Linked DNA regions of Homo sapiens: region 1 is linked to region 2. The links are chromatin loops, found by intact Hi-C in ENCODE. Cell type or tissue: OCI-LY7. All regions are shown on one strand. Links, peaks and the distances in the headings refer to the core of each region. The heading gives the core; the rest is flanking DNA. Region 1 overlaps SEMA3D (semaphorin 3D). Region 2 has its middle 100 kb from the start of SEMA3D.

Evidence for each region. Hi-C counts contacts between places; a loop is a spot of excess contacts. Peaks named below come from ENCODE experiments on the same cell type or tissue, not always from the same donor. Only the 100,000 strongest peaks of a DNase experiment are listed, where the experiment ranks them.
Region 1: it touches region 2 in a loop (2.6-fold over the local background); 3 of 110 quality-filtered maps call a loop at or near these places.

The regions. Positions count from the first base shown.
Region 1 is chr7:85,029,805-85,032,735 of GRCh38, reverse strand. The region is part of intron 12 of SEMA3D (semaphorin 3D); the gene reads left to right. It also overlaps the pseudogene HSPA8P16. Among named protein-coding and RNA genes, the nearest start is that of SEMA3D, 160 kb to the left of the region's middle. In OCI-LY7, for the core only: CTCF peaks have their summits at 1,535 and 1,742 (motif pointing left); a DNase peak (open chromatin) is centred at 1,725.
Region 2 is chr7:85,288,994-85,291,924 of GRCh38, reverse strand. No RefSeq gene overlaps it. Among named protein-coding and RNA genes, the nearest start is that of SEMA3D, 100 kb to the right of the region's middle. In OCI-LY7, for the core only: no CTCF peak of the experiment used is centred there; a DNase peak (open chromatin) is centred at 1,444; H3K4me3 peaks cover 556 bases; H3K27ac peaks cover 555 bases.

The DNA.
Region 1 (2,931 bases), core at 299-2,798, 260 kb after region 2:
GTTGTACTGAGTTAAACTGTTATATCTATGCTCTCTTTAGATAAGCAGAAACCACATAATATAAATTTATTAGTATGAGACTAATAATGTTGAGGTATTTTTAAATATTTTTATTGATCAACCCTATCCAATTGATTTTGTGTTAGTATAGTGACAATCATTTCTACTAACATGTTTGCAGGCTTTATCTAGAAATCCGTGGTAGCTAAGGACATCAGCTATTTCCAAATAACTAGCTACTTATGTATTCTCTTTGAAATCACTGTGACCAAATTTGAAAATGTCTGAAATCATGCATAGATAGGTAGCCTTTTACTTCATTGCTTCTTCAGTCATTTTTACAACATCTTGTTTCTTATTAGCACTCAATGCTATTAGTGTGCTTTTCTACATTATGTTTTATATTTAGAATACTGATGTTGAATTTAGGAGCATCATATATGTGATGTGAAAATCTGTTATACAAATACACTTTACCATTAATAACACTACACATTAAATCATTGAAATTATATTTCACAGCGTATCAGATAAACTATGCCTGTAAAATTTGAGAATGTAAGAACTGGAGTGAATGATAAAGACCACGTAATTCACCCTCATTTTACAGGGAAGGGAATGAATACCCAGAATAATTAAATAACTTTCCCAATATCATATTGCCAAAAACAGTGGAATGAAGAGGGATGTTGAATTTTCTGATCAGTCTTCTCTCTCTATTCGTTAATATTCTGTAATATGCACTTATTTCCTAATATTTATCTGATTGATATACTGCCGAATGTCCCACCTAAAATTAGCTGCATTGAATTTTACATTATTTCCTGGCATTCTTTCTTATTTGTTTTCTAAAAGCAGCCCAATTTCAGTAATTTTTGTTTATATAAAGTTATGATTCTATCTCTCTAAATATCCAGAATATTTTGATCAAACTCATTACTGAACACTTCTTATGATCCAGACACTCTGATAAGCCCGTATACGTTATCTCACTACATTCTTAAAATAAACACACAGAGTAGGTATTATTATCCCAATTTTATAGATAAGAAACAAGCCCAGCGAAGGTAAACATATGTTCATGCTCTCACAGTTTATGAATTGTTATGACTGGAATGAAACTTACTCTACTTAACTCCAAATCAAAAGCCATTAACCTACCTTTTGTTCTACCTTCAAAGGGATAACAAATGAGCAACCAAACAGAACTTTATGCTATTTTTCCAGAGATTTGTCTATTCTCTGCACAAGTAATAATGAATTTTGAAACTTTACTACACTTACCATTTCTCTTACTGCAATTCAGAGGAACACATCTTACTTTAATAAAAGTATTGCTGAATACTTTGCTTTCTATGAAATTGTTAGAACCTTTACTAAAAGCCATATTACACTTAAGTTAAAGCTTTAACGTAGGTTATTTTTTAAAAAATTGTTTTTACATTTTCTGCATCTGTATTGCTATTAAGATTGAATTCTAAGTTGTTCTCCCAGTGGTGAGACTTCTGTTGACATTATCACTCAGTTAAATAAACACTACAACTTTCAGTGTGTCAAGCTTACTTTAAGTTTTTGGTTTTGACAGAATGCTGTACTTCTTTGACAAAAAGTCAAACCTAAACTCCTAGCTTAACCATGACATCACTGCTCTGCAATGTTAATAAGCCTAGAAAAGCAAGAATGCAAAAGGATATATTATAGAATTCCTTCACTTCAAATGATTCTTCTGCCCTCTGGTGTCCAAATAGAATATTTGAACAAGCCATATTTTGTTCAGGTGGATTTTTTCAATCATTATTGCCCTGCCAGGTTTTGGTAATAAGAAGTTCCAAGTGAAATAAAATATTAAAAAGTCCATAATACAGTGAATCAATCATACAGGTCAGATATAGAAACCAAATTGAATCCAGCCCAAAATAACAGACTGCTAGAAAACCCAGAATCTAAGAAAGATTTGTAAAGGCAGAAAATTTCCAACTTGATAGTTGGTTTTTTATAACTGATGTACTCTGCAGTTTTATTCTGTGTAGCCAAGGGATTTTTAAGATTTATGCATAAGTGTAAAGTATTAGTAAATATTTCCTCAAAAGTGAGTTTCAGTTTTAAACCATTCCCTTATCAAAAAGGTGAGGAGAAAATACTTGTTTTTGAAGTTCAAATATAAAATGCATGTTTTACTTTGCTTGAATCATTTTGCCACCATTTTTAAATAACTACTAAATGTCTGATTTTGTAAAAATAATGATTCCTTTTTAAATTCCATTTGCTCCCAAATTGTTACCGCGTTAAATGTTAGTTGTTTTAGTTTTACTTTTACAGATGAAAGCTTACACGTGGATTTCCCAACTAAGTCTCCATTTTTTGGTGGGAAATAAAAGGAGGTAGTTATAGGTACTTTTTAAATATTTCATAAATTCATTTTACTATGTGGACACTGATGAACATAAATGCATGATAATTTTTATTAATAGCTCAAACACCAGAAAAGCCTGTTCTTTTTACTTTTTTTTATCTAGGTAGTTTCAAAAAAAAAAAATAGGTGGTGAAAAATGGTGATTCTAAGGATTCCTGAAAATTTTTTGGTTCAAAAATTTGAAACAAAGCCATATTTAAGGAACATCATAACATGGTAAGAAGCATCCTGGGTAGAGTACCTAGAGACTGGACTTCTCACGCCAGCATTGCCTCTTCCACTGTCCAACACTAGAGACATTAAATAAATGCTCATTTTCAGCTCAAAATCTTTTTTTTTATTCAGGGGTGGAGGTTGTGGTTAGTTTTCTTTTGTTTAATCTTTTTTTGATACCAACTTTAAATACAGTTTTATTTAAGACATTGCATTTTCCACTTACAATACAATGTTTATAAAGTGCAATGTTATTTCCTTTCCTTGTGCTCATGTTCCATATTCAAGTATTGAGAATGCCCAGT
Region 2 (2,931 bases), core at 257-2,756:
ATAACACACACAAAATTCACAAATCAATATTTAGGAGACTTCAAGTAGCCATAACTTCTTTGAACTTCATAAAAGCAACAATTTTTTATGCTTGGTATACAGTGGCAGTTTTATTAATTCTGAACATTTAGCTATTTTTTTTTCTGAACTACTTTGGTTGTTACAGAATAGTGAAAACTAAGAGTACCACATTTGCAAAATACAAAATAATAGTATTTAAGATGATAGGAATATTAATGAAATACACAATAAGAAGAGTTTATACAGCTTTATAATTTTCATACTACAGTTTTCATACATCTTGGTTTTTCAGACTTTGAGATGAACAAATCAAGTTAAAAAGAACCCCAAAGTCTGGTCGTAAAAGCAAAAATAAACTGTTTCATACTGTGATCCAAGAGCATGGATCCAACAGGGAGTTCCTTGATCTTCCAGAAATAACTATTAACCTTAACTTTTTAAAGCTTGGAAATCTATTAGTAAATGTGTCTGATAAAAACCAAAATATTTCTGGGAAATATCACATATTAGTTTTCAAATCTTGCATGAGTTACATTATTTGATAATAGGACATCCTTGCTTGACAGAAAATGTAATTTCTTTAAGAATGAGAAAGCAAGTAGATTTTCAGTGTCTGTAAAAACAAGAGACTAAGTAGAATTTTCCCTTTCCTTTTTTGTGGGGGAAAACCAAAAAGGAAGCTAAAATCACCCAACACAGCACATCCAAAGATGTTCTGGTTTTTTTTCTTCAAAATTCATAAGATACTAAATACACGTATTTAATATGCACATTTGTGTAAATATGTATTATTAATAAAAATGAGACAAATAAAATTTAATTATTAATCAGATAAGAAAAAGTAAACAAAAGATAGCAATGTGAGGATTGTGTTATTTTGTCATTTGAGTTGATTTCAGAAAACTTGAGATCGGGAGATGGGGGGAAGAAAGGGGAAAAGTTTATTTCTTATAAGAAATAGTCTGTATTCAAAGTTGTAAGTTTTTTTTGTCAGAAATTCACCTCATTAAACAATTCAAATTTTAATCCTTCCTATGTTCTTAATTCCTAGACTTTCCTTAAAATGTTTTTTTTTAATGGTCTGAGCAGTTAATCGAATGCTTATTTTCAGATTTTACACAATTTCATGAATGACAGTGTCCAGTAGAGCACGGCTATTTCACTATTACTTTGAATCCATACACCAAAGAAATTCCAGACATTTCATTATCTTCCACATTTTTTTGAGAGTTGAAACGTGAAAGTGAGATGGAAAGATGGACAGCTGAGGAAGAGTAACCGTAAAAGAAGAGGCAAGCTAAACACAATAAACCTAATCTTAAACACAAATGCACACAGCTGTGCAGTTTTCAGGCCCCAGAAAACCTGTCTCTGTGTAATGCAATATGAAAGAAAAACATCCTTGTTCTTGGAGGCAACTTCTCCATTTCTTGTGCTTTCTTATTTAAATAACCTTAGATCACAAGACACAGGATACACTTAAAAGTACTTCCTCCTTTTCAATGACCTTTCAGCTCTGAAAGGCCAGGTGAAAAAAGGAAAAATATCAAGATGTCTATTTCTAACTCCAACTATTACCTTTTGTGGAGAATGTCATCTTCTTTGAGAGCCTATAAAGGTGAAAAGAAATGTATGCTAAAAAGTACCAATATATATAACTGATATATTAAATATTTGCAGTTTCATGGAAGTCCTTTATCTATTTAAATAAAGTTAAAGAGTGCCTAATCCAGAAGATATTCAATGTTTATGAAACACATTAATGAGTGAATTAATTAAAATGTATTTTTTCTACCACTTGGAAAATTTTATGTCAGATGACGAATAAAGTACATGGAAAAACTGTGTATTTTCTAGGTAAATGAAGCATGAATGAACAAGATATTTAGGTTTTAAAGGTCTTTATATCAGAAATTTTAAGCTGTCATAAAACGAACTTACAGGTAGTGAATGGTCTAGACGTTCAGCCTGAAATAAGCTATTTAACTTAGTACATATCCTGCCTGCTGTTGTAAGCAAATTCCATTCATTGACCTTCTTTTCTACCACTTTTCCTATCAGAAACTGAATACCTATTTGGAAAATGAGAACACATGAACCACTGATTATGACTGAACCTGGAACTCATTCCCACCACCTCCATTTCTGAGCAACAGAACATAGAAGAGCCCCACTAAAAACCACTAATCAAGGTCCTCAAATCCTTTGCATGGGAGCTCCAGCCAGGCAAGCCTAGGAGACGTATTGAGGTGCTGGTAGCCAATGCTCAGGAAAAAGAATGACTTTTGGGTATTTGAAGAATAGAAAGCTTCAGTAGTCACATAACAGGTTGATGTGGGACACACAGATGGGGAAGAAACGGAGGTAGCTGATTCATTCTTGTATTTTAATGCCTATCTGCCCTTTATCTCATGTACCCGGGAGACAGCAGTGCTTACCAGAATGCTAATGACTCTTTTATTCCTTTTTATGAACCACAGGAATCCCCTTTCTCTATAGCTCATCACCCACGTGCAAAAAAAAAAAAAAAAAAAAAATATGTACTTCCCTGCTCTAACAAAGAATTCAAACACACTTTTGCTTACTCTCTTGCACTTTGATGTTTGAAGCAAACAAAAAAGAATTTGTTCTCTCAGAGTAAATAACAACTAAAAGTAAAGAAATAAACGTAAAACTTTGCCTGCCCTCCTGCCTTCCCAACTTTATTTTCCTGTAAGCCTTCTAGGAATAAAAGAAAATAGAAGGTTACACATTGGTGCTGTTTGTCTTGTACACAAAATGCTAAAGGACTTTCATCTGCACATATGTGGAAAACCAACTGCAGTTAACATGGACATTTCCCCCAAAGGGGCAGTAGTTAGAGATCTGGATATGAAAAGCTGAGAAAAGCTGGAGGATGGACAGTGAGGG